3 separate regions of the Homo sapiens genome follow, and all the other regions are linked to region 1. A link is an interaction called in ENCODE POLR2A ChIA-PET data of the cell type or tissue named here. Cell type or tissue: CD4-positive, alpha-beta T cell. All regions are shown on one strand. Each heading gives the region's core, and the rest is flanking DNA. Links, peaks and the distances in the headings are about the cores only. Region 1 overlaps TMEM45B (transmembrane protein 45B). Region 2 overlaps LOC124902793 (a long non-coding RNA gene). Region 3 overlaps LOC124902793 (a long non-coding RNA gene).

Region 1 (5,376 bases), core at 1-5,000:
TCATCTAAACCCCTTTGCATGGCATGTTAATGCTGCATTTTCAGACCCCATATTCTCGTCAGGGATTTCTCTGGGATGCGCTCGGTGGGGGCTTCTCCATCCAGACCAGCGAGGGGCCTGGGTGTGGAAAATCACCTGCCAGAACCAGGTTCCCTGAAGAATGATGAGACTGGTTCGGAAAAGTTCCAGCACAATGTGGTCCCGGAAGATCACCTCTAGGGAGATACTAACACACCCTCCGAACAGAGCATACAGCAGGAGTGAGTGGATGTGCTGGTCCAGCGGAGGCCGGTTGTGGACGTGGTAGTAGAAGAGGAAACCTGCCACAAACCAGATGGCAGCTGTCAGGGCTACGCTTGGCTTTCACCATCACCGAAGTTTCCTCCTACACCTGTCTCAGCTAGGTTCTTCAGCATTTAGGCAGTTAGTACATAACATTACAGGCAGCAAACAGATGCGAGTAAGTGTATTTCATGAGTATGTTAGGAGTATAAAGCAGCAAGGGATTGTATCTTAAAATCTCTATGGAACCCATGGTGGGGTCAGTATAGGATGGGCCGGCTGAAGCATGTTGCTGATTTGTAACAGACTGTGTGTGTATACTTGAAATTCAGTTTTGCCCTCAACCTTTTTCGACTCTTGCTGAGGTACAGAAGTGAGGTTGTTAGATGACAAAATGTATTTTCATACCCCAGTCAGTGTGAGTCATACTGGCAGCGCTCCCCTGGCAGTGGAGTGGGTCTCCTGAGGCTTGTGATGGAGGCAAGACGGTACCTCCCTGGGCAAAAGGTAGAGTGTGGTTTCGCTTAACCAAAGGGGTGTATCCCCTGCATGGTGGCATTCAACCAGCTGGGGCATTGTGTGTACCCGCATGTGTATGTGCGCACATACGTCCACACCGAGGAATATGCACGTGTGTGAGCAGGGGCTGCTGGCGGCAGTGGGAAGGCGAGGAGGACTCCTGCAGTGTTAGCCGGGGCTTTGGTAGCTGCCTTCAAGCCTCAAAGCTTTCATGAGCTACTTTAGGGAATATGTCACCTGGCCCATCCAGAGTAGAGCACTAGGTCCTATTCAGGTTTTGGCAGTCCAGAGATGTGGATTTTCTGGGGGAGGTTATTATATTTGCAACATTTCTGATATTTTGTACTCTGATCCTTCATAAATATGACTTGTCAGGCTCTCCTTCCTCTCCATCCGTTCCACAAAATTACCTTCCATGAATACTGCCACAGCCATAACCAGTCTGTCCACCCCCAAGGGAACGTGGCTGACCAGATAGGTGAGCATGTCAACAATTCCTGAGACTGCAAAGAATAGGTACATGGTGCTGTGCTGCCAATTCATTAACTTTATCCAGTGGTTCTCATGGTAGAGGTGCAGGTGGGGCCCATCCGGAACAAACTGCTCTGCCAGGATCCCTGCAGGGAAATGAGGATGGATGTTTTAGAGGGAAGAGTAGCTCTAAGACAAATAGGAGCAAGGAATAACCCAAAGGCATGAGCGAAGCGGAGATGGGGTGAGGTGAGGGTGGCCCGCGGGTCAGCAGAGCTACTTTGCTGCCTCAGGTGCAGCTGCTTCAGTATAAAGTAGGGTGTGTGCTGAGTCACCTGTGTAGACATCTTGCCATTGTTGTTCCTTTTAGGGGTTTGGGGTTGAGGGTAGAAGAATCAATGAACACAACCACACACACATAGATCCCCAGGAGGTTTGTCCAGGAGCAGAGATGAGCAAGACATCATCACTTAAGTCGGAGTGTGGCTGATAGAATAATCTCTGGGCTTCCCTGCCAAGTGAGCAGTGAAAGAAATCCCAGACAGAAACAATTAGGCTGAAAGCAGAATCTGAGCAGAGACACACTGGTAATGAAGATACCTGTACGTGCCAAGGGAGGGAAGCGGCTCCCAGGTGCGTGTCTGCAGGGCTGATTTTGAGTGCGTGTCCTTCCTGGGCACAGAGCCAGCTCTGCAAGCCCTGCGCCCCTCCCAGCTGTGTGTTTTAAAACACCGGGTAAACAAGGCAGAGGCCCCAGGATGTGGGCCAGAAAATGACGAAACTGCGACACAGGATAGCTCTTAGTTCTTATCCCTTCTACTTTTATCAGCTAATTTGGAAGGCAAAAGATTTGTCTTTATGCCTGGTACCCAAAGTGTTCTTGGGGAAGCCTAGAAGAAATCCTCCATGATGACATTTTGGACTCCGTTTCCCAGATACTTGTTTCTCAAGCCAGACCCTTTTTGAATTCCCACACACAGAGTCAGGAAGTTGTGGAAATGACCCAGGAAAAGTCCCAGTGACACTAGAATGGAAGCCCTGTGACAGCAGCGGCTGTGTGGTTCCCCAGTGTATCTCCTATGCCTGGAACAGTGACTTCCTGGCTTGTGGTAGGAGTGCCAGAGAGCTGTTGAATGAGTACCATTTTCACCCAGTCAAGGGGCCAAATATTGTAATTGTCCTAGCTTTATTTAGGCAAGGTTGATGCTGTCCTGATCCTTTAAGCCACAGGTCCCTGTCACTTCTCACGGGAGGCCTCTCTGATGCCTGAATGGTGAGTGGGGACATTCAGCAGGATGAGACCAACAAAGCCCTGTGAAGCTTTGCTTCCTCCAAGAGAAGCGATGTTGCTTCACTCTCTCCAAGAAGCCATAGGCCACTGATGACAAGTGGTAATTGTCAGTTGCAGATTAAGACCCCTCATTCCCCCCAGGTGGGGCTGGTCCTGAGGAAGAACACTTGTTACTGTCATCACTGCTTGTTCCTGGAGGGCCGCAGTGGAGCGGAGTGGATGCGAAGGAAACAGTGGGAGTGGGTGGATCTTGTTGGAATGGGGCAGAGTGAAGGAAAATTCCTCTTCAACAGCCCTCTGCTGCTTTTTCTCTCCCACTGGCTAATTTACGAATCTACATAAACTCTCTATAAGCGCTTGAGACTTGAGGATGAAGATAAGCCAGTGGGTTGGGTGTTAACTACTGTAAGGATCTGGAGGGAGAGACAATTGAGGAAAAAAGGTGATTTTTCTACTTTGTCACAACTAAGGTACGTGAGCCTAATCTATTTTGTTTTTTTCTCTTTTTATTTGTGTCATATCTTTTTCATACAGTGGGTGTTTTGCTCCTACAACTTTCCATACCTGTGTCCTTGTTGATTTGAGTTTTTCACAGTGTCCCATGATGTGAGAGCTGTCAACCGTTAGTATTATAAAGCTCTGTACACAATGGATGTTACGATAAAATAGTCTAGTGGCCATCAGGAAATTGTTGCCCTATTATCTCTGCCAGTGGGAACATCTATTTCACAGGGCTCAGAAAATGAATTAAAGGTTCTGGGTATGATGAGGAGATTCCCTAGACCAAATGACCCCTGCTCTTACCAGTGACGGAAAACAAAGTCCTAATTGCGGCTTCGACGATCTCGAGACGCTGATAGTAATGTAGTGGGCTGTTCTTCCGCGTGTGGCTAAAGTACTTCAGCGGGTACTTCACTGACCAACACAGCCCAATGATCAGGAAGAAACTCCCTGGAAGCGCGTGGCCCTTGAAATTTGCCATCAGGACACCTAAAAAATTAGGGGAAGGCTGTTAGGTGGCTAATGAAGCAAGCAAACAAATGTATATTTTGGCAGGAAACACAATACGTGCCTGAGATTGCAAATCATAAGCCACGTTAAGAAGGATCAACACATTCTCATAAAACAAGCCTTATGTTACGTCACTGAAGTCTCATCTGTAAAGTGAGTTGCATAACCAACTGGACTCCACTGTCTGTAATGCTTTAAACATGTGGGTAAAATAAAAGGATGAGGGTGGGGAAAGAGGAGGATAGGTAATATTTATTGATCTCAGATAGAGAAAACTTCCAAGCCATAAACATAAAGGGGGGAACTAGAAAAGAAAAACGTTCAGCTATATAAGCATCTTTTAATATCAAGAACATCAAAAGGTAAACAACAAATCAGAAACATGCTTGTAGCAGTTGGCTATTACATTAGAGTCTTTACAAATTGATAAGAAAAAGACCGTAGAAGAATAGGCAGAAGACATGAACGGATGATTCACAAAATAATACAAACAAATTATAAATCTCCCGGAAATTAGAGATGGGCAAACGAAAGCACAACATCATTTTTCACCCAACTGGAAAATAATTTTATAAAGTTTTGGTGTGGTGGTCTAGTACAAATGAACCTGGTCAATATGATTCACAGTTTGTAAAAATCAGCATAACGATGTAAACATCACCTTATTCCAAAAATTTTCAGGCATGATTTGCTGTTATCCCATTTGCAGTAGCATGAAACTATAGCTAGGATTTATTCAGAAGTAGATTGATTATTTTCCCCACTGGCCTGGGTGGTTACCTAAAGAATATGTAGGGTGGGAGAAAAATACCAGTTGTTGGTGATTGCTGTGGTTTGAATGTGTCCCCTCCAAAATCCAGGTGTTGCCAAGGTGATAGCATTAAGAGAAGGGGACTTTTTTTTTTTTTTTGAGGCAGAGTTTCACTCTGTCACCCAGGCTGGAGTGCAGTGGCACGATCTTGGCTCACTACAACCTCTGCCTCCCAGGTTCAAGCGATTCTCCTGCCTCAGCCTCCCGAGTAGCTGGAATTACAGGCACCCGCCACCACGCCTGGCTAATTTTTATATTTTTAGTAGAGACGGGGTTTCACCATGTTGGCCAGGCTTTTCTCGAACTCCTGACCTTAGGTGATCTGCCCACCTCGGCCTCCCAAAGTGCTGGGATTACAGGTGTGAGCCACCACACCCGGCCGAGAAGAGGACTTTTAAGAAGGGACTAGGCCATGAGGGCCCCTCCCTCCTGAACTAGGAGCAGATGCCCTCCCTCATACAGGGGTTGGCTGGAGGGAGCTGGTCCCCTGTTTGTCCTCCTGCATGTGAGGATGCAGCCCTCAGCAGACACCAGATGCTGCTGCCTTGATCTTGGACTTCCCAGCTTTCAGAACAGTGAGAAATAAATTGTTGTTCTTTATAAATTACCCAGTCTGCGTATTGTGTGATATCAGCACAACAGGGACTAAGACAGAAATTGGTACCAGAGGAGTTTATAACATTTATAACCAGGGGTTATAACAAATATGTAAAAATGTGGGGGTGGCTTTGGAACTGGATAATGAATACAAGCTGGAACAGCTTTGAAGTGAGTGCTGAAAAAAGCCTGGATTGCCATGAACGGAGCACTAAGGATGATTCTGGTGAGGGCTCAGAAGAAGAGGAGAGCTGTAGATGTGGGATATGAGCTGTGGGGAAAGCCTCGTTCTTAGAGATTGCCTAAGTGGTCATGAACAGAATGTTGATAGAGATACCGATGGTGAAGGCAATTCTGATGAGGTCTCAGACAGAAATAAAGAACAAGGTATTGG
Region 2 (11,304 bases), core at 3,780-8,779, 49 kb after region 1:
TTCCCTATTTGTGTTTTTGCTTTCTTTGTTGAAGATGAGTTGGTTGTAAGTATTTGGCTTTATTTCTGGGTTCTGTATTCTGTTCCATTGGTCTATGTGCCTATTTTTATATTGGTACCATGCTGTTTTGGTACTGGTATAAATCTTGTAGGATAGTTTGAAGTCAGTTAATGCGATGCCTCCAGATGTTTTTTTTTTTTTTTTTTTTTTTTTTTTTGCTTAGTCTTGCTTTGGTTATGAGGGGTCCTTTTTGGTTCCATATGAATTTTAGATTTTTTTTTCTAGTTCTGTGAAGAATGATGATGGTACTTTGATAGGAGTTGCACTGAATGTGTAGATTGCTTTTGACAGCTTTCACAATATTGAATCTACCCATGAGCATGGGATGTGTTTCCATTTGTTTGTGTCATCAGTGATTTCTTTCAGCAGTGTTTTGTAGTTTTCCTTGTAGAGGTCTTTCACCTGCTTGGTTTTATATATATATATATGTGTGTGTGTCATAGATAGTTTTTATTACCTTGAGGTATGTCCCTTCCATGCCAATTTTTCTGAGGGTTTTAATCATAAAGCAATGCTGAAATAACATATTATATATTATAAAATAAAACATTATAATATATAATATATATAATACATATAGCAGCTGTTGTAAAAGGGATCGAGTTCTTGATTTGTGTCTCATCTTGGTCACTGTTGGTATTTAGTGGTGTTACTGACCTGTGAACATTGATTTTTGTATCCTGAAACTTTACTGAATTCATTTATCCAATCTAGGAGCCTTTTGGATGAATCTTCAGAGTTTTCTAGGTATACAATCTTATCATCAGTGAACTGCAATAGTTTGACTTCCTCTTTACTGATTTGGATGCCCTTTATTTCTTTCTCATGTCTGATTGCTCTGGCTAGGACTTCCAGTACTATGTTGAATAGAAGTGGTGAAAGTGAGCATCCTTGGCTTGTTCCAGTTCTCAGGGGGAATGCTTTCAACTTTTCCCTGTTCAGTATAATGTTGGCTGTCGGTTGGTCACAGATAGCTTTTATTACCTTGAGGTATGTCCCTTCCATGCCAATTTTTCTGAGGGTTTTAATCATATAGCAATGCTGAATTTTGTCAAATGCTTTTTCTGCGTTGATTGGGATAATATGAGTTTTGTTTTTAATTCTGTTTACTGGATATATTACATTTATTGACTTGTATATCCCTGCATTCCTGGTATGAAACCCACTTGACTATTGCTGTATTATCTTTAAAAAAATTTTTTTTATAAGTTATTGGGGTGCTGGTGGTATTTGGTTACATGAGTAAGTTATTTAGTGGTGATTTGTGAGATTTTGGTGCACTCATCACCTGAGCAGTATACAAGGCACCATATTTGTAGTCTTTTATCCCTTGACTGCCTCCTATTTTTCTCCCCAAACCCCCAAAGTCCATGGTATCATTCTGTGCCTTCGCATCCTCATAGCTAACTCCCACATATCAGTGAGAACATAAGATGTTTGGTTTTCCATTCCTGAGTTACTTCACTTAGAATTATAATCTCCAGTCTCATCCAGGTCACTGCAAATGCTGTTAATTCATTCGTTTTCGTGGCTGTGTAGTATTCCATCACACACACACACACACACACACACATATACTCACACACATATATATATATACACACACACACATATGTATATATACACGTATATATGTATATATATGTATACGTGTATATGTGTGTGTGTGTGTGTGTATATATATATATATATATATATACACACACCACAGTTTTTTTAATCCACTCGTTGATAGCATTTGAGTTGGTTCCACAATTTTGCAATTGTAAATTGTGCTGCTATAAACATGCATGTGCAAGTATCTTTTTCAAATAATGACTTCTTTTCCTCTGGGTAGATACCTAGTACTGGGATTGCGAGATCAAATGATAATTCTTTTAGTTCTTTAAGGAATTTCCACACTGTTTTCCATAGTGGTTGTACTAGTATACATTCCCACCAGCAGTGTGGAAGTGTTACTGGTTCACTGCATCCACACCAACGTCTACTGTTTTTTTGATTATGGCCATTCTTGCAGGAGTGAGGTGGTATCTCATTGTGGTTTTGATTTGCGTTTCCCTAATCATTAGTGGTGGTGAGCATTTTTTAATGTGTTTGTTGGACATTTGTATATCTTCTTTTGAGAATTGTCTGTTCATGTCCTTAGTCCACTTTTTGATGGGATTGTTTGTTTGTTTGTTTTTTGAGACAGTCTCTCGCTCTTGTTGCCCAGGCTGGAGTGCAATGGTGAGATCTCAGCTCACTGCAACCTCTGCCTCCCAGGTTTAAGCGATTCTCCTGCCTCAGCCTCCCAAGTAGCTGGGATTACAGGCACCTGCCACCACGCCTGGCTAATTTTGTGTTTTTAGTAGATACAGGGTTTCACCATGTTGGTCAGGCTAGTCTGGAACTCCTGACCTCAGGTGATCTGCCCACCTCAGCCTCCCAAAGTGTTGGGATTACAGGTGTGAGCCACCACACCCGGCTGTTTTTTTCTTACTGATTTGAGTTTGTTGTAGATTCTGGATGTTAGCCCTTTGTCAGATGTATAGGTTGTGAAGATTTTGTACCACTCTGTGGGTTTTTTTACTCTGCTGACTGTTCCTTTTGCTGTGCACAAGCTCTTTAGTTTAATTAGCTCCCAGCTATTTATCTTTGTTTTTATTGCATTTGCTTTCCGGTTCTTGGTCATGAAATCCTTGCCTAAGCCAATGTCTATAAGGGTTTTTCCAATGTTATCTTCTATAATTTTTATAGTTTCAAGTCTTAAAGTCCATGATCCATCTTGAGTGATTTTTGTTTAAGGTGAGAGATGAGGATCCAGTTTAATTCTCCTATATGTGGCTTGCCAATTATCCCAGCATCATTTGTTGAATAGAGTATCCTTTTCCTACTTTTGTGTTTTTGCTTGCTTTGTCAAAGATCAGTTGGCCCTAAGTATTTTGGTTTATTCCTGGGTTTTCTATTCTGTTCATTTGGTCTAGTGCCTATTTTTATGCCAGTACCATGCTGTTTTGGGGACTATGGCCTTATAGTATAGTTTGAAATCAGGTAGTGTGATGCCTCCAGATTTGTTCTTTTTGCTTAGTCTTGCTTTGGTTATGTGGGCTCTCTTGGTTCCATATGAATTTTAGAATTTTTTTCTAGTTCTGTGAAGAATGATGGTGGTATTTTGATGGGGATTACACTGAATTTGTAATTACTTTTGGTAGTGTGGTCATTTTCACAATATTGATCCTACCCATTCATGAGCATGGGATGTGTTTCCATTTGTTGGTGTCATCTATGATTTTTTTCAGCAGTGTTTTGTAGTTTTCCTTGTAGAGGTTTTTTGAATCCTTTGTTAGGTATATTCCTAAGGTTTTTTTTTTTTGCAGTTGGAAAAGGGGTTGAGTTCTTGATTTGATTCTCTGCTTGGTCACTGTTGGTGTATAGAAGAGCTACTGATTTATGTACATTAATCTTGTATCCAAAAACAAGATTCTTTTGGCTGAATTCTTTTGTCAGTTCTAGGAGCTTTCTGGAGGAGTCTTTAGGGTTTTCAAGGCAAACAGTGACAGTTTGACTTCCTCTTTACTGATTTGGCTACCCTTTATTTCATTCTCTCGTCTGATTGCTCTGGCTAGACTTCCAGTACTATGTTGAAGAGGAGTGGTGAGAGTGGGCATCCTTGTCTTATTCCTGTTCTCAGAGCGAATGCTTTCAACTTTTCCCTTTTCAGTATTATATTGGCTGTGGGTTTGTCATAGATGGCTTTTATTACTTTGAGGTATGTTCCTTGTATGCTGATGTTGCTGAGAGTTTTAGACACAAAGGGGTGCTAGATTTTGTTGAATCATTTTTTTCTGCATCTATTGAGATGATTGTGTGATTTTTGTTTTTAATTCTGTTTATGTGGTGTATCACATTTATTGATGTGTATATGTTAAATGGTCCCTGCATCCTTGGTATGAAACCCACTTGATTATTATGGATTATCTTTTTGATATGTTGTTGGATTCAGTTAGCTAGTATTTTGTTAAGGATTTTAGCATCTATGTTCATCAGGGATATTGATCTGTACTTTTCTTTTTTGGTTGTGTCATTTCCTGGTTTTGGCATTAGGGTAAGGCTGGCTTCACAGAATGAATTAGGGAGGGTTCCTTTTTTCTCTGTCTTGTGGAAGTGTGTCAGAAGGATTGCTACCAATTATTTGAATATCTGGTAGAATTCTGCTGTGAATCCGCCTGGTCCTGGACTTTTTTTCTTGATAATTTTAAAATTACCATTTTAATCTCACTGCGTGTTTTGTTCTGTTCAGGGTATCTAATTCTTCCTGATTTAAGCTAGGAGAGTTGTATTTTTCCAGGAATTTATCCATTTCTTCTAGGTTTTCTAGTACATGTGTGTAGAGGTGTTGATAGTAGCCTTGAATGATCTTTTGTATTTCAGTGGTTGTTGTATTTCAGTTGTAGTATATCCTGTTTTGTTTCTTAGTGAGGTTATTTGGATTTTCTTTCTTCTTTTCTTGGTTAATCTTGCTAATAGTCTATCAATTTTATTTATCTTTTCAACAAACCAGCTTCTTGTTTCATTTATCTTTTGTATTTTTTTGTTGAAATTTCATTTAGTGCTGCTGTGATCTTGGTTATTTCTTTTTTCTGCTGGGTTTCAGTTTGGTTTGTTCTTGTTTCACTAGTTCCTTGAGGTGTGACCTTAGATTGTCTGTTTGTGCTCTTTCAGACTTTTTGATATAGGCGTTTAGGGCTATGAACTTTCCTCTTAGCACCACCTTAGCTGTATCCTAGAGGTTTTGATAGGTTGTGTCATTATTGTCATTCAGTTCAAAGAATTTTTTAGTTTCCATCTTGATTTTGTTTTTGACCCAGTTCTCATTCAGGAGCAGGTTATGTAATTTCCATGTATTTGCTTGGTTTTGAATGTTCCTTTTGGAGTTGATTTCCAGTTTTATTCCACTGTGGTCTGAGAGAGTGCTTGATATAATTTCAATTTCTTAAATTTATTGAGGCTTGTTTTATGGCCTGTCACATGGTTTGGTTTGGAGAAAGTTCCATGTGTTGAACAGAATGTGTATTCTGCGGTTGTTGGATGAAATGTTCTGTGTATATCTGTTAAGTCCATTTGTTCCAAGGTATAGTTTAAATCCATTGTTTCTTTGTTGATTTTTCTGTCTTGATGACCTGTTTAGTACTGTCAGTGGAGTATTGGAGACCTCCACTATTACTGTGTTGCTATCTCATTTCTTAGGTCTAGTAGTAATTGTTTTATAAATTTGGGAGCTCCAGTGTTAGGTGCATATATGTTTAAGATTGTGATATTTTTCTGTTGGACAAGACCTTTTACCATTACATAATGTCCTTCTTAACTGCTGTTGCTTTAAAGTTTGTTTTGCTTGTTTTTGGTGTCCATTTACTTTGCACAAAATGCCTTTTCCCACCCCTTTACTTTGTTTATATGAGTCCTTATGTTTAACCTTTAGGTGAGTCTCCTGAAGGCAGCAGAAGGTTGGTGAGTTCCTATCCATTCCGTGGTTCTGTATTTTTTAAGTGGAGTACATAGGCCATTTACATTCAATGTTAGTATTGAAATGTGAGGTACCATTGCATTCATCATGCTCTTTGTTGCTTCAGTACTTTGTTTTTGCTTTTTAGCTTGTATTTTTGTTTTTTTAGGTCCTGCGTGATTTATGCTTTAAAGAGGTTCTGTTTTGATGTGTTTCCAGGATTTGTTTTGAGGTTTAGAGCTTCTTTTAGCAGTTCATATAGTGGTGGTTTGGTAATGGCGAATTCTCTCAACATTTGTCTGAAAATGACTATATCTTTTCTTCATATATGATGATTAGTTTTGCTGGCTACAAAATTCTTGGCAATCGTTTTGTTTGAGGAGGCCGAAGATAGGGTCCCAATCCCTTCTAGCTTGTAGGGTTTCTTCTGAGAAATCTGCTGTTAATCTGATAGGTTTTCCTTAATAGGTAACCTGGTGCATCTGTCTCACAGCTCTTAAGATTCTTTCCTTTGTCTTAACTTTGGATAACCTGATGAAAATATGCCTAGATAAAGATGTTTTTGCGATGAATTTCCCTGGTGTTTTTTGTGCTTCTTGTATTTGCACGTCTAGGTCTTTAGCAAGGCTGGGGAAGTTTTCCTTGATTATTCCCGTAAATAAGCTTTCCAAGCTTTTAGAATTGTCTTCTTCCTCAGGAGCACTGGTTATTCTTAGGTTTGGTTGTTTAACATAATCTCATACTTCTTGGAGGCTTTGTTCATATTTTCTTACTCTTTCTTCTTTGACTTTGATGGATTGGGTTAATTCAAAGACCTTGTCTTTGAGTTCTGAATTTCTTTCTTCTACTTGTTCAATTCTATTGCTGAAACTTTCCAGAGCATTTCACATTTCTAAAAGTGTGTCCAAAATTTCCTGAATTTTTGACTGTTTTTTTCTTTATTTCCTTGAATATTTCTCCCTTCACTTCTTGTATCATATTTTGGATATCCTTGTACTGGGATTTGCCTTTCTCTGGTCCCTCTCTGATTAGCTTAATAACTAACTTCCTGAGTTCTTTTTCAGGTAAATCAGGGATTTCTTCTTGGTTTGGATCCATTACTGGTGAACTACTGTGATATTTGGGGGGTGTCAAAGCACCTTGTTTTGTCATATTACCAGGGTTGGTTTTCTGGTTCCTTCTCATTTGGGTAGGCTCTGTCAGAGGGAAGGTCTAGGGCTGAAGGCTGTTGTTCAGATTTTTTTGTCCCATGGGGTGTTCTCTTGATGTAGTGCTCACCCCCTTTTCCTGTGGATGTGACTTCCTGTGAGCCAAACTGCAGTAATTGTTGTTTCTCTTCTGAGTCTAGCCACCCAGCGAGTCTGCCCAGTTCCAAGCTGGTACTGGGTGTTGTCTGCACACAGTCCTGTGATGTGAACTGTCTATAGGTCTCTCAGCTGCAGATACCAGCGCCTGTTGCAGTGGAGGTGGTGGAGGATGCAATGGACTCCGTTAGGGTCCTTAGTTTTGATGGTTTAATGCTCTATTTTTGTGCTGGTTGGCCTCCTGCCAGGAGGTGGCATTTTCCAGAAAGCATCAGCTGTAGTAGTGTGGAGAGGGACTGGTGGTGGGTGGGACCCTAGAAGTCCCAAGATTAAATTCTCTTTGTCTTCTGCTACTAGGGTGGATTGGGAAGGACTATCAGGTGGAGGCGAGGCTTGGTGTGATGAGCTGAGACTCTCCTTGGGCGGGTCTTGCTGTGGCTGCTGTGGGGGATGGGAGTGAGATTCCCAGGTCATTGGAGCTGTGTACCTAGGAGGATTATGGCTGCCTCTGCTGAGTCATGCAGGTTGTCAGGGAAGTGGGGGAAAGCCAGCAGTCACAGGTCTCACCCAGCTCCCATATAAACCGAAGGGCCACTCTCATTCCTACTGTGCCTCCCACAACAGCCCTGAGTCTGTTTCCAGGCAGAGGGCGGGATGGACTTGAAAACTTACTGGAGGCTTTGTGCCTCCCAGCTGTGAAAGAAAATGGCTTTAGTTCTTCCCCTTGCCTGTGAAGTCTGTGCACCAGATTCATGCCCTCCCACAAGTTCTGGCTAGGAGGCTTCTCACCCCTTTCAAATTGTTACAAAGTTCAGCTAGAGATTTCCTTCTCCTTGTGGAGTTTAACCGCCTGCTCCTCTGGCCACCCTCCCGATGGATTCCTGTGGTGTCAGGCAGGAATGGGCTGCTTGGGGACCTAGTGAGCTCCCAGCGCCTTTCTGGTGCTTCCTGTACCCCTGTATTTCGCTCAGCTCTCTAACTTGACTCAGCTCCAGGTAAAGTTGGAAACTTCTCTTGCAAACAGACCTTCATCTTCTCTAGTGGGGGTGTGTGTTTGGGAAAGGAGAATCTCCCTTCTCACTTATGCAGTTGGGGCACTCACAGTATTTAGGGTGTCTCCTGGCTCCCACAGGAGCAGTCTGCTTCCTTCAGAGGGTCTTTGGGTCTTCTAAGGATTGCTGTTTTTTTCTTGCAGTCAATCTGGGCTAAAATTCACAATGCAAGCCTCTGCATGCTGCCTTGTTTGGAGCTGCAATCTAGTCCTGCCCCCCATCTGCCATGATCCCAAAATCCCCCTGTATTATCTTTTTGATAATGCTGTTGGATTCGGTTAGCTACTATTTTGTTGAGGATTTTTGCATCTATGTTCATCAGAGATATTGGTCTATAGTTTTCTTTTCTTTCTTTTTTGTTTGTTTGTTATATCCTTAACTGGTTTTGGAATTAGGGTGATACTGACTTCATAGAATGATTTAGGGAGTATTCCCTCTTTCTCTATCTTTTGGAATATTTTCAGTAAGATTGATACCAATTCTGCTTTGAATGTCTGATAGAATTCAACTGTGAATCCATCTGATCCTGGACTTTTTTCATTGGCAATTTTTTTTTTTTTTTCCGAGATGGAGTCTTGCTCTGTCACCCAGGCTGGAGTGCTGTTGAGAGGTGAAGCTGTCTGGGCTCCTGGGTCGGGTGGGGCCTTGGAGAACTTTTCTGTCTAGCTAAAGGTTTGTAAATGCACCAATCAGCGCTCTGTGTCTAGCTAAATGTTTGTAAACGCACCAATCAGCACTCTGTAAAAACAGACTGATCAGCACTCTGTAAAATGGACCAATCAGCACTCTGTAAAATGGACCAATCAGCAGGAAGTGAGTGGGGCCAAATAAGGGAATAAAAGCTGGCCACCCAAGCCAGCAGCGGCAACCCGCTCAGGTCCCCTTCTATGCTGTGGAAGCTTTGTTCTTTCGCTCTTCACAATAAATCTTGCTGCTGCTCACTCTTTGGGGCCACACTACCTTTATGAGCTGTAACACTCACTGCGAAGGTCTGTGCTTCACTCCTGAAGTCAGCAAGACCATGAACCCACCGGGAGGAACAAGTAACTCCGGATGCACCACCTTTATGAGCTGTAACACTCACTACGAAGGTCTGCAGCTTCACTCCTGAAGTCAGTGAGACCATGAACCCACCAGGAGGAACAAAAAACTCCAGTCGCACCACCTTTAAGAGCTGTAACACTCATCGCGAAGGTCTGCAGCTTCACTCCTGAAGTTGGCAAGACCGCAAACCCACTGGAAGGAAGAAACTCCAGACACATCTGAAGATCTGAAGGAACAAACTCCGGACACACCATCTTTAAGAACTGTAGCACTCACCATGAGGGTCCGCGCCTTCATTCTTGACGTCAGTGAGACCAAGAACCCAGCGGAAAGAACCAATTCTGGACACAGTGTGGCATGATCTTGGCTCACTGTGACATCTGCCTCCTGGGTTCAAGCAATTCTCCTGCCTCGGCCTCCCAAATACTTGGGATTATAGGTGCGTGCCACCACACCCAGCTATTTTTTTTGTATTTTTAGTAGAGACTGTGTTTCACCATGTTGGCCAGGCTGGTCTTGAACTCTTGACCTAGTGATCCACCCACCTCGGCCTCCCAGAGTGTTGGGATTACTGTGAGCCACCACACCTGACTTTGTTGGCAATTTTTTTTTTTTTTTTGAGACGGAGTTTCGCTCTTGTTGCCTAGGCTGGAGTGCGATGGTGTGACCTTGGCTCACTGCAATGTCTGCCTCCTGAGTTCAAGGGATTCTCCTGCCGCAGCCTACTGAGTAACTGGGATTACAGGTGCTTGCCACCATACCAGGCTAATTTTTTGTATTTTTAGTAGAGATGGGGTTTCACCATTTTGGTCAGGCTGGTCTCGAACTCCTGACCTCAGGTGATCCACCTGCCTCGGCCTCCCAAAGTGCTGAGATTACAGTTGTGAGCCACCATGCCTGTATGGCAATTTTAAAATTAGTGTTTCAATCTTGCTACTTGTAATTGGCCTGTTCAGAGTTCTATTTCTTCCTGATTTAACCTAGGAGGGTGGTATATTTCCAGGAGTTTATCCATCTCCACTAGATTTTCTAGTTTGTGTGTGTAAAGGTGTTCATAGTAGCCTTAAATGGTCTTTCATATTTCTGTGGTATCAGTTGTAATATCTCTCATTTTATTTCTAATTGAGCTTGTTTGGATTTTTTCTCTCTTATTTTCTTGGTTAATCTTGCTCATGTTCTAGCAGTTTTGTTTCTCTTTTCAAAGAACCAGCTTTTTGTTCCATTTATTTTTTTTAGTTTAAATTTCATTTAGTTCTCCCATCTTTGTTATTTCTTTTCTTCTGCTGAGTTTTTTTTTGTTTGTTCTTGTTTCTCTAGTTCTTTGAAGTGTGACCTTAGATTGTCTATTTGCATTCTTTCATCCTTTTTGATGTAGGTGTTTAATGCTCTGAACTTTTCTCTTAGCAACACTTTTGCTGTATCCCAGAGGTTTTGAAAAGTTGTGTCACTATTATTCAGCTCAAATAATTTTTAAATTTCCATCTTGATTTTACTGTTGACCCAAAGATAATTCAAGAGCAGATTATTTAATTTACATGTATTTTTTATACTTTTGAGGGTTCTTTTTGGAGTTTTCAGTTTTATTCCACTGTGGTCTGAGAGGATACTTGATATAATTTTGATTTTTAAAAACTTACTGAGACTTGTTTTGTGACCTATTATATGGTCTATCTTGGAGAATGTTCCATGTGCTGAAGAAAAGAATGTATATTCTGCAGTTGTTGGATAGAATGTTCTGTAAATATCTGTTAAACTATACCTTGGTGCAAATGGACTTAAGTCCATTGTTTCTTTGTTGACTTTTGGTCTTGACGACCTGTCTAGTGTTGTCAGTGGAGTACTGAAGTCCCCCACTATTATTGTGTTGCTGTCTGTCTTGTTTTTTAGGTCTAGTAGTAATTGTTTTATAAATTTGGGAGCTCCAGTGTTAGATGCATATATAGTTAGGATTGTGGTATTTTCCTGTTGGACAAGGCCTTTTATCATTATATAATGTCCTTCTTTGTCTTTTTAAACTGTTGTTACTTTAAAGTCTGTTTTGTCTGATACAAGAATAGCTACTCCTGCTCCCTTTTGGATTCCATTGATGTAAAACGTCTTTTTCCATCCCTTTACCTTAAGTTTATGTGAGTTTTTATGTGTTAGGTGAGTCTCTTGAAGGCAGCAGATAGTTGGTTGGTGTATTTTTATCCATTCTGCCATTCTGTATCTTCTAAGTGGAGCATTTGGGCCATTTACATTCAATGTTAGTATTGAGATGTGAGGTACTGATGTTCTATTCATCGTATTAGTTGTTGCCTTAATACCTTGTTTTTTTCCCCACTGTATTATTGTTTTATAGGCCCTGTGAGATTTATGATTT
Region 3 (11,304 bases), core at 3,606-8,605, 68 kb after region 1:
TAGCGTAATGCCTTCAAGTTCATCCATGTTGGGTCACGTATCAGATTTTCATTCCTTTTGAAGGCAGAATGATATTCCATTGTGTGTGTGTACATATATATTTTGTTCATCATTTGATGGATATTCAGATTGTTTTCATATTTTGGCTATTGTGAATTATCTTTTTGATGTGCTGTCGGATTTGGCTTGCCATGACTCAGTTTTAATGGGTTGTGTGGGTTCTATGAATTATCTTCATTATTGTCTTAGTCTGTTTGTGCTGCTATAACAAAATATCTAATACTGAGTAATTTATAAGGACCAGAAATTTATTTCTCACAGTTCTGGAGGCTGGGGAGTTCACAATCAAGGTGACAGCAGGATCTGGTGAGAGGCCAGCTGCTGCTTCCAAGATAAAACCTTGTTGCTGCATCCTTTGGAGAAGAGGAACTCTATGTCCTTACTTGGTGGAAGGCATGGAAGGGGAAAAGGGGTGAACTCCCTCAGTTAAACCCCTTGGGCCCCTAATTCCATTCATGAGGGCTCTGCTTCCCAAGAGTCACACCTCTTAATACTGTTGCATTTGGATTAAATTTCAGCATGAATTTTAGAGGGAACAGAAACATTCAAACTATACCAGTTATCCAATTTGTTGGAGTCCAACTGTCCATAATACTCTTAAAATCTTTTTTATTTCTGTAGAATTAGTAGTAATATCCTCACTTTCATTTCTGGTTTTAGTAATTTGAGACTTCTCTCTTTTTCTCTTAGTCAGTCTAGCTAAAGGTTTGTCAGTTTCATTAATTTTTTTCAAAGAACCAATTTTGAGTTTTGTTAATTTTCTCTATTGTTTTTCTGCTCTTTATTTTATGTATTTCTGCTCTAATCATTATTATTCCCTTCCCTTGGCTAGATTTTGGTTTTGTTTGTTCTCATTTTTCTAGTTCCTTGAGTTGTAAAGTTGTTGATTTGAGATCATCACTCTTTTTAAAATACAAGCATTTTCAGCTATACTTTTCTCCCCCAGCACTGCTTTTGTTATATTCCACAAGTTTTGGTATGTTGTGTTCTCATTTTATTCATCTCTAAGTATTTTCTGATTTCCTGTGTGATTTCTTCTTTGACCTGTTGTTTTCTTAAGAATGTGTTGCTTAATATCCACAAATTTGTAATTTTTCAAGTTTTCCTTCTGTTAGTGGTTTCTAACTTCATGTTTCTGTGGTTAGAGAAGATACTTTGTATGATTTTTATCTCTTAACATCTACTGAGATTTCATTTGTGGCTTAACATATGGTCTTCCTGAAGAATGTTCCATGTGCACTTGAGAAGCATATGTGTTCTGTTGTTGTTGGATAGAGTGTTCTGGATATGTTAGATCGAGTTGGTAGTTTTTTTTCTTTTTGTTCATTTGATTCACATTAATGAGATTATATTACACACATATACATTGTTGTTTAAAAAAATGTTTACGTGTGTGTTACATGTATGAGCATAACAGGAAGGTAAGGAAAGCTACCTTGGTTACTTATTTTTTAATTATTTTTTAAAGACAGAGTCTCACTTTGTCACCCAGGCTGGAGTGCAGTAGCCATGATCTCGGCTCACTGCAACCTCCACCTCCTGGGTTCATGCAATTCTTATGCCTCAGCCTCCCAAGTAGCTGGGATTACAGGTGTGCACCACTACGTCTGGCTAATTTTTGTATTTTTAGAGAAGGGGTTTTACCATGTTGGCCAGGCTGATGTGGAACTCCTGGCCTCAAGTGATCCACCCGCCACAGCCTCCCAAAGTGGTGGGATTAACAGGTGTGAACAACTATGTCCAGCCTCTTAGTTTTCCTAGGAACATGACTGGACAGGAACAAGGCAGGGGAAGAGATTGACTTCTCTTTTTTTTCTGAGATATTAAACATTTTATTATAAAAAAGGTTTTGTATTAGATGATTTTGCCCAGCTATAGGCCAACATTAAGTGTTCTGAGCACATTTAAGATAGGTTAGGCTAAGCTAGGATGTTCAGTAGGTTTGGTGTATTAAATGCATTTTTAACTTATGGTATTTTCAGTTTACAGTGGGTCTATTGGAACATAGCCCTATTGTCAGTCAAGAAACTTCTGTATTCCAATGTTTATGAATATAATAATGTTTTTTGTACAATGAAAAAGTCATAATGCCCATATACTTCTGAAATTAACACAATAAAAATTCCAGATAACATTTACAGATTTAAAAGTACACACACATTTTAATAGACATGTAAAACCTTTCATATGACTTTCAGGCATATCTACTTGGCCATTGCAGGCAATAACATATTAAGAGAGACTATCATTCCACTGGTTTGGTGAGAGTACCTGTAAACATGTACCAATAAAAATTATGTAATAATTAAAAATTATGTAAGCACCAAACATTAACTCCAAAAACATGACACCAAATACCTGAAAAAAAAGTTAAGTGATCCCAAACACTGCCATGAATGAAGCAACTTTCTCAGGACCCTTAAAATTAACTTATTTCCCATCATAACAAACCAATTCCCTCATTTTACAAATGAAAATAATGTTCAAAGAGCAAGACCAGTGACTAACACGACTTCTGATACAATACCAAGTTATGACTTCGCATCCACTGAATATACAGGATTAACGCAAATTAGTAGTGACTGCTTTAAGACAACATTTGAACTCTTTGGAAGTGGGTGTTAATTATTTAATTAATTAAATAAAAATTTAGATGTGGCGGAAAAGCTTGGATGACTTACTTTCACACCACCATTATCTTGAATGGGCTATTCAAATACTCTAATGGAAGGAAAAGATTACTCACTTTTTTTTTAGGTCTTTAGTGATTATTACTAGGCTCAGTAGAAACCAGAAGACAATTATTCTCTTAAATATTGAAAAGAGGCAGTAATATAGATAAAGCACATTATTTTCTGAGACTATCCGATGATAGAAACAAAGTTGGCTGAATTCCTTAGGTATTAGAATAAAACACACTAGAATAAACATAAGCTTGATCATTGAGACCTCATGGCAGATCACTTTAAATGAGGTCAAAGAGTATTATTATAAAAAGACAATATATTTCTAATGTTTTGTTTACACACACCACAAACCAGGAAGTTAAACACAAAATAATGTACACTCACTTTCATTATCCTCTATTAGTTTTCACATGGCTTTAACAGTGAAAGAATTTCTAAACTACATTCTCAAATGCAGTAGACTTAAAAAGCCATAAAGTGCTAAACAGAAAAAGATACAACAAAATACGAAACAACTTTGCTTATAATATACAGGGTGGATATTATAAAGAACATTTGGAAATTACTACCCACTTCAGCTTTCCATCCAAGAACACAACCATAAAAATCAAGGCAAGATGTAATGGACTCCTCTTTGAAGACAAGACACTGCTGGAATAAGAGGAAAACCTTTTCACTTTGTGTGGCGTCATTCTGCTTACAGAAACAGTCTTTCAGGAACCTGCATTTACAATATAGCAATCACATGTATACTAAAGGTAAAAAAAAAAAAAAAAAAAAAAAAGACCAAACCCTCAGAAGAGATTAACTTCTTTTCAGAAGTATGCTGCAGGCTGAAGTAAGGATGAAGGTGGCATGTGATGACTATCCCAATCATGGCCTTTGGACCTGCTGAGCAGTGGGAACTATAATTTGTTCAACTTATCCACTTACATGGAATCCTTGCAGAAATTGTGGCTGATCACTGTTGAAGGAGGTTCTGTGATAGACTAGACTTATGAGATGCATGAATAGCTCAGAGTCACTGGACACCTCTTGTGCAACATTCAATGTCTTCCCAGCCTCACCTCTTATTTTGGTCATAGCTGTGGTCAGTTGTTCATGCAAGCTTTGACAGGTTTTGTACAGGGATAAACAGATAATGCTTCCTGTCTGGTTGTGCTACTGATCACTTGTTTTCCACCCTGGGGCGTATCTGACTCTTTGAAAGGTGTAGAAACTTGGTAGGAACCCACCTAATGGTCATGCATGTGCAACTGGGAATTTGGATGGAATAAATACCCAGGAGGCTACTCTTGATCAGTGAGGAGTAGTAGCCAGTGTATAAATGCTTTACCTCTTTGCCATTAGGTGGATAATTCTGAGACATGTTTTAAAATGCTTCTCAAAAAATACTAGTTAGAAAAAAAGAAAAAGGCTCCCAGTGGCAAACATGTCCCCTCTTCCTAGCATTCCCCATGGCATTCACTCCTTCTCTGGAATCACTTTCCAAAAGGCACTGCTTACACAGAAGTCCTTTCCTTGGGCTCTAACTTGGGGAAACCTAGGTTAAAAAAAAAAGTTTGTTAAAAAAAACAGGAGCTAGCTTGAAGGGACATTCTGTCTAACGATGGGATAATTTGAAAACCCAACATATGCCAACAATTTATAAAAACATTGAATATATATAAAAACATTGAATATATAAAAATCATTATAGTTCAAAAGAGAAAGATAAAACTAGACAGTTTTGGAGATTGCCAAGGCACCAAATTATTTGTTAAAAAATTATTAATTGAAAGGAAATAAGCATTTATCTTACCTTTTTGGTATGAACGGTGTATCAGGAAAATTAAATAGTCTTAGAGAACGAGGGAGAGTTTTTATTTATAGGATAATTCTAGCTAATGAATGTAAATGATAGAATTAGAAAATCATTTGGCAATTCCTAATAAAACAATTAATACAGGCAATGATTATTAAATCTAACAAAAGATGTGCAAGACGTCTACACTGAAATCTGTAAAAAAATATTGAGAGAACTTAAGACCTACGTAAAGAAGGCATATATTATGTTCATGTCTTGAAAGACTCACTGTAGTAATAATGTTAATCCTTTCCAAATTGATCCATAGAGCTGATGCAAATTCAATCAATCCTTGGTGTGTGTGTGTTAAACAATACACTGATGTCAAAAAACAAATACAGAAATGCACTTACATGTTTATCACAGCCTGTGAAAGCAGCCAGGAGGGAAGCTGTACCCTGCAAAGCCGCACGGGTGGAGCTGCCCAAGGCACTGGGAGCCCACCTCTTGCATCAGTACACCCTGGATGTGAAACATGGAGCCAAAGGTGATCATTTTGGAGCTTGAAGATTTGACTGCCTTGCTGGATTTCGGACTTGCATGGGGCCTGTAGCCCCTTCATTTTGACCAATTTCTCCAAATTTCTCCCATTTGGAATGGATGTATTTACCCAATGCCTGTACCCCTATTGTATTTAGGAAGTAACTAACTTGCTTTTGATTTTACAGGTTTATAGGTGGAAGGGACTTGCCTTATCTCAGATGAGATTTTGGACTGTGGACTTTCAAGTTAATGCTGCAATGATTTTGTAAAGACTCTGGGGGATCGTTGGGAAAGCGTGATTGGTTTTGAAATGTGAGAGCATTGTATTTGGGAGGGGTCAGGGACAGAATGATATGATTTGGCTGTGTCCCCAGCCAAATCTCATTTTGAATTGTAGCTCCCATACTTCCCACATGTTATGGGAGGGACCCAGTGGGAGTTAATTGAACCATGAGGGCGGGTTTTTCCCTATGATGTTCTTATGATAGTGAATAAGTCTCACAAGATCTGATGGTTTTAGAAAGGGGAGTTCCCCTGTACCTGCTCTCCTTTCCACCATGATTATGAGGCCTCCCCAGCTATGTGGAACTGTGAGTCCATTAAGCCTCTTTCCTTTATAAATTCTCAGGTATGTCTTTATTAGCAGCTTGAGAACAGATTAATACACCAAGTGAGTATCTTCCCTCTCCATTTGGGTTGTTTCTTCCCTCCATGTAAAAGCTCAGCACTGCCCAACATATTTAAACAGTTCCTTTATGAGACACGTTAATTTTCTTCTGCTGGAAGGCATACTGTGGGGACAGCCTATTAAGCCTCAAACCTCTTTTTCTAATTTCTGCCTGGGAAAAATTTGGAGTCAGAGGCCTTACCTAATATTTCATATCCTACAGTGCCACCTATTGGGATGGGATTTTTTTTTTTTCTCCATGGGGGCCCTATCGGCCCTTCATCCAAAACCTCTAGTTCCCCAATTCATCTGCCTCCTATGTCTATTAGGGACCAGGCTCCATGCCCCATCTGTAAACAGCAAAGCTCCACCTTTAACAGTTGAGAGGACAGCTATTCAATTCATATGTTCTTTTGAGACATCTGTTCTACATTCCACCTCCATTGGCATTTAAACAAAAAGGGGATTTTATGTTTGTAAGTCAATTGGTCCCACTCTCTGGGATTTCAATGTTTTGCTAGGGGCATAGCAAGGGAAGCCAGAGATAGTATTGAAACACTTCCTCCTTTAAAGGGTCTCACCCAAATACAACCTCTCCTGGACACCTAGGGTACCCTGGGAGCCTTATGGGCCAAGTGGTTCTAGGAAACCAGCAGGGCAAAGGGTTGGGGCCTAGTGCAGGTCACCATGACTAATCCTGCTGACTAGCTCCTCTATATCCATGGATGAAGGTCATGCTTGCATCCATGGGGCAGTGGCTATGATGGTCACTGGGACCCAGATGATGGGAGAAAATGGGTGAAGGGGGATGCCCTTTTGGCCTTCCCTTCCACGCTGGGTCGCCTCTTCCCTTTTTTCTAGATGGGTAACATCCCATCTTCAAGCCTTCGCTCCCCTCAAGTGTAACCTGGATCTCCTTTAACCCTCAGGCCCTGAAGTTTGCTCTGGGCAAGCCTCAACTTCACTCACAGAAGCCTTCCAGGATTTAACCCAAGTATTTAAACTGTCCTGGAAGAATGTACCAGGGAAAGAGAATCCAATGAGGAAAGTAGCAGTGCCCTTGGAGGATCCTAAATAGGACTATGATGATAGCATCTGAAAATGGAGAAGGAAACCCTTTCAAATGTGTATATTGGAGGGCTTGAAAGGGCTAAAGCCATACCTATTAACTATTCCAAGCTTTCCATGATAGATCAAAAACTAGATGAAAATCCCTCAACCATTTTTTTTTCTTTTGAGATGGAGTCTTCCTCTGTCACCCAGGCTGGAGTGCAATGGTGTGATCTTGGCTCACTGCAACTTCTGCCTCCTGAGTTCAAGTGATTATCCTGCCTCAGCCTTCTAAGTAGCTGAGATTACAGGCACTTGACACCATGCCTGGCTAATTTTTGTATTTTTAGCAGAGGTGGGGTTTCACCATGCTGGCCAGGATGGTCTCGAACTCCTGACCTCAAGTGATCCATCTGCCTCAGCCTCCCAAAGTGTTGGGATTTCAGACATGAGCCACCGCGCCTGGCCTCAATCTTTTTATTTCAATGAAGAGCAGGTTTATTACTCAGGCAGCTCCTGATATTGAAAGGAAGTTGCTGAAACAGGCCCTGTCCAAGATCTTTCTAATTTTTTCTCACCCTCAAGTTGAAACTTTACAGTATGTAAATGACACTCTCCTCTGTGTCCCAACTGAGGAAGTCTCAGGAAGGCACTGAGGCTCTCCTCAATTTCTTAGCTAAAAAGGGGATACAGGGTCTCAAAATCTAAAACTCAGTTCTGTCAGACTTCAGTAAAGTATCTAGGCTTAGTCTTATCAAAAGAGACGAGAGCACCAGGTGAGGAAAGGATTAAGCCCATTTCCTTTAACAGTTGAGGGGATTTTTAGGCATTGCAGGGTTTTGCAGACTGTGGGTACCTGGGTATGGTGAAATAGCTCGCTCTTTATACCACCTCATGAAAGAAACGCACTGAAACTTGCTCCCTAACTTGGGAACCCAAAACTCAAAAGCCTTTAACCAGCCTTGATTTCAGCCACAAGCCTTGCTTCAAGCATCTGCCCTCAATCTTCCCATAGGGAAAGCATTCAGTGCCTATGTGTTAGAAAGGAATGAAATGGCCCTGGGAGTTTTAACTAAGGCTCAAGGTCAGCTAAACAGCCAGTGGGTTACTTAAGTGAGGAACTTAACTTGGTGGCTAAAGGATGGCCAGCTTGCCTTTGAGCAGTTGCAGCAGTGGCTTTGCTGGTGCCGGAGGCCACCAGGTTAACCATGGGGAATAACTTAACTGTTTGCACCCCACACAGTATAGCAGAACTGCTGTCCTCTAAGGGAGTCTCTGGCTAACAGACAATCGCCCCTCAAATATCAAGCTTTGCTGCTAGAGGGATCTACAGTTAAGAACCTTTACTTGCCTGAACCCAGCCACTTTCGCCCAGAAGAAACTGGAGAACCTGAACATGATTGTGAATGGGTAGTGGTGCAAACTGGTAAAAGGAATAATAAGGATCACTGTTTATATTCTCTGTAAAGTTTTAATTAATAAAAAGCATTTTCTTAAAGAATGCTCAGCTTAATTAAAAGTGGATATCCAAGTTATAGGTATATTAAAAGGCCATTTTTTCCCCTCATATCTTGTTTTTTCTGGAAAAGGTTTTTTCTCAGTTGACTGCATTACTTTACTGTGTTTCAACACTCCTGGCACATGCATGAAAGGCCCTAAGATGAGTTCTGGTGGCATAGAACTCCTTGGGAGAACAGAAAAGGCACCACAGATCCCATTTTGGGAGAAATCTCTGTTTTCATCATGGAACCCCTGGAATTAAAGGTGAATAAATCCCTCTCAAAATCTGTTTTTGTCTTACAGTCATGCCTGTCTGTTAGGTTGCAGAAACTACATGCTTTCCTGGCCCTATTCTTTTTTTGTTTTTTTTTTACATTTTCTTTTTTATTATACTTTAAGTTCTAGGGTACATGTGCACAACGTGCAGGTTTGTTACATATGTATACATGTGCCATGTTGGTGTGCTGCACCCATTAACTCGTCATTTACATTAGGTATATCTCCTAATGCTATCCCTCCCGCCTCCCCACGACAGGCCCTGGTGTGTGATGTTCCCCTTCCTGTGTCCAAGTGTTCTCATTGTTCAGTTCCCACCTATGAGTGAGAACATGTGGTGTTTGGTTTTCTGTCTTTGCGATAGTTTGCTCAGAATGATGCTTTCCAGCTTCATCCATGTCTCTGCAAAGGACATGAAGTCATCCTTTTTTATGGCTGCATAGTATTCCATGGTGTATATGTGCCACATTTTCTAAATTCAGTCTATCATTGATGGACATTTGGGTTGGTTCCAAGTCTTTGCTGTTGTGAATAATGTCACAGTAAACATACGTGTGCATGTGTCTTTATAGCAGCATGATTTATAATCCTTTGGGTATATACCCGGTAATGTGATGGCTGGGTCAAATGGCATTTCTAGTTCTAGATCATTGAGGAATCACCACACTGTCTTCCACAATGGTTGAACTAGTTTGTAGTCCCACCAACAGTGTAAAAGTGTTCCTATTTCTCTACATCCTCTCCAGCACCTGTTGTTTCCTGACTTTTTAATGATCACCATTCTAACTGGTGTGAGATGGTATCTCATTGTGCTTTTGATTTGCATTTCTCTGATTGCTGGCCCTATTCTTAAAGGGCTCCACCCTGAGCTGCTGGATCTTTTTCTGTCTGTCTGCATAGTCATATGTGTGATGTGTATGATGTCTATAAAAAGAGCTCTAATTAACTTAAAAAAGGATAAGCACTTGGATAAAATATTTTTAAAGGAAAAGTAAGAGCTGTAATGACTCATTTTACATAACTTTAATCTTTAAAAAAAAGAACAGACTTAGGGATTGTTGGTAAAATACAAATGTCTTCAAGGTGTAAAGACGTAGTCTAGATTATGTAGGTCAAATGCTAGGTTTGCTAAATGTTTTAAGGTTGTGAACTGTTTCTGTGGCCTTTAAAAACTGTCAACTTGCTTGCTTCACAATTTGTAAGGCCCGGGAACATATGGAAGTAACTATGCCCCTAACTATGTTGGAAGGAGTCAAACAATCTGCACCTTGCACATAATTGAAACAACTTACCAGGTTTTACATTCAGGTTAAAAATTGCTAAGCATTACCATTATGACATGTAATTGAAACTACTGAGAATATATTTACATGTAAGGTGTGTAAAAACAGTAAAATGTGTTTTTAGTAAAAGATTATAAGAAGGCATGGAAGTGTACATTTTGCCTAGGGATAAAGAACTGTCTTAAATTAGGTTTAAGCAAATTGGGGAAAAATTGTAAAAACGATTTTTCTGTAAATTGAGCACTGAAGTAAAAGTACAACAAGGTTTTTTAAGACACTAATCTGTTCTTTAGCAAAATATGTAAATGGTTATAAAAGGTTTGTGAAAATGTCATCTCCTGGTCAAACTGGTTAAGGTTGGATAGAATCATCTATAAGGTTTCATTAAAAATTGGGGTTAGGCCAGGCGCGGTGGCTCACTTTGGGAGGCCAAGGCGGGTAGCTCATCTGAGGTCAGGAGTTCGAGACCAGCCTGGCCAACATGATGAAATCCCGTCTCTACTAAAAATACAAAAGTTAGCCGGGCGTGATGCCTTGTGCCTGTAGTCCCAGCTACTTGGGAGGCTGAGGCAAGAGAATTGCTTGAACCCAGGAGGTGGCGGTTGCAGTGAGACAAGATCGTGCCATTGCACTCCAACCTGGGCAACAGAGCAAGACTCCATCTCAAAAAAAATAAAAATAAAAATGAAAATTGGAGTTAACATCAATAGTAGACTAATGCAAGGGTAAAATTGAACTTTCTCTCTTGAACAGGATTTTCATGTAATAGTAAAAGCTGATGAATGTTTTTTGCTTTTTCAAAACTTTGACCCATCATTTTGGCAAAACAAATAACTTACGATAATCTAAAATTCTGTTTCATAATATTAAGTGCTTTGAAACTCTAACATATTTAACAGGCTTCCCCAAATCAAACTTCAGCCTCAAGGTTTTCTTTCCTGACCCCTAGCTTTTTGGTGCTACAGAGGGCCCCTGGAGCACCCAGAAGAGAGGTAAAGAACATTATTTGACATGTTTAGGTACATGGAATTGCCAAAACGAAGTCTAATCTTCTTCAAGTTATATGTTAGGAATAATACTAACACACATTCAGAGCCAATCTGAAAGGCCTAAGTAAAAATAATTATTCTTGCTGTACTTTATGCAAAAAATCAAACCAGGTATAAGACTAAAGTTTATTTTGCAAACAACTCAGTCCTATCACAATCTGTTTTTAATAAAAATAAGGACTGAAGGGACAGAAATTGTTTCAAAACTTATCACACAGCTGTCATTAATTTCTAGTCTCATTAGTTGTTTTTAAGTTCTTGCCTATATTTTAAACAAACCTTGCTTATTCCTGTAAACCAATCAGCGATCTCAAGCTGCAGCTCAGAGGAGACAGAAAGGGATGGGCAATGTAAAAATCTGGAACAATATTCCAGTTCTGGGCAATTATACTACAAACCTGCC

The links. Peaks named below come from ENCODE experiments on the same cell type or tissue, not always from the same donor. Only the 100,000 strongest peaks of a DNase experiment are listed, where the experiment ranks them.
Region 2: POLR2A ChIA-PET joins it to region 1 with 36 read pairs; 14 of 35 experiments call an interaction of 5 or more read pairs at or near these places.
Region 3: POLR2A ChIA-PET joins it to region 1 with 10 read pairs; 5 of 35 experiments call an interaction of 5 or more read pairs at or near these places.

Annotation. Positions count from the first base shown.
Region 1 is chr11:129,850,652-129,856,027 of GRCh38, reverse strand. TMEM45B (transmembrane protein 45B) reads right to left here. Exons shown (of 6, transcript NM_138788.5): 2 at 3,368-3,553; 3 at 1,212-1,418; 4 at 136-320. The coding sequence starts at 3,545. Among named protein-coding and RNA genes, the nearest start is that of TMEM45B, 37 kb to the right of the region's middle. In CD4-positive, alpha-beta T cell, for the core only: no CTCF peak of the experiment used is centred there; a DNase peak (open chromatin) is centred at 1,967; H3K4me3 peaks cover 469 bases; H3K27ac peaks cover 1,157 bases.
Region 2 is chr11:129,799,814-129,811,117 of GRCh38, reverse strand. All of the region lies in intron 1 of LOC124902793 (a long non-coding RNA gene), which reads left to right. Among named protein-coding and RNA genes, the nearest start is that of TMEM45B, 10 kb to the left of the region's middle. RefSeq lists an enhancer at 7,120-7,620. In CD4-positive, alpha-beta T cell, for the core only: no CTCF peak of the experiment used is centred there; a DNase peak (open chromatin) is centred at 6,897.
Region 3 is chr11:129,780,259-129,791,562 of GRCh38, reverse strand. All of the region lies in intron 1 of LOC124902793 (a long non-coding RNA gene), which reads left to right. Among named protein-coding and RNA genes, the nearest start is that of TMEM45B, 30 kb to the left of the region's middle. In CD4-positive, alpha-beta T cell, for the core only: a CTCF peak has its summit at 5,991 (motif pointing left); a DNase peak (open chromatin) is centred at 5,972.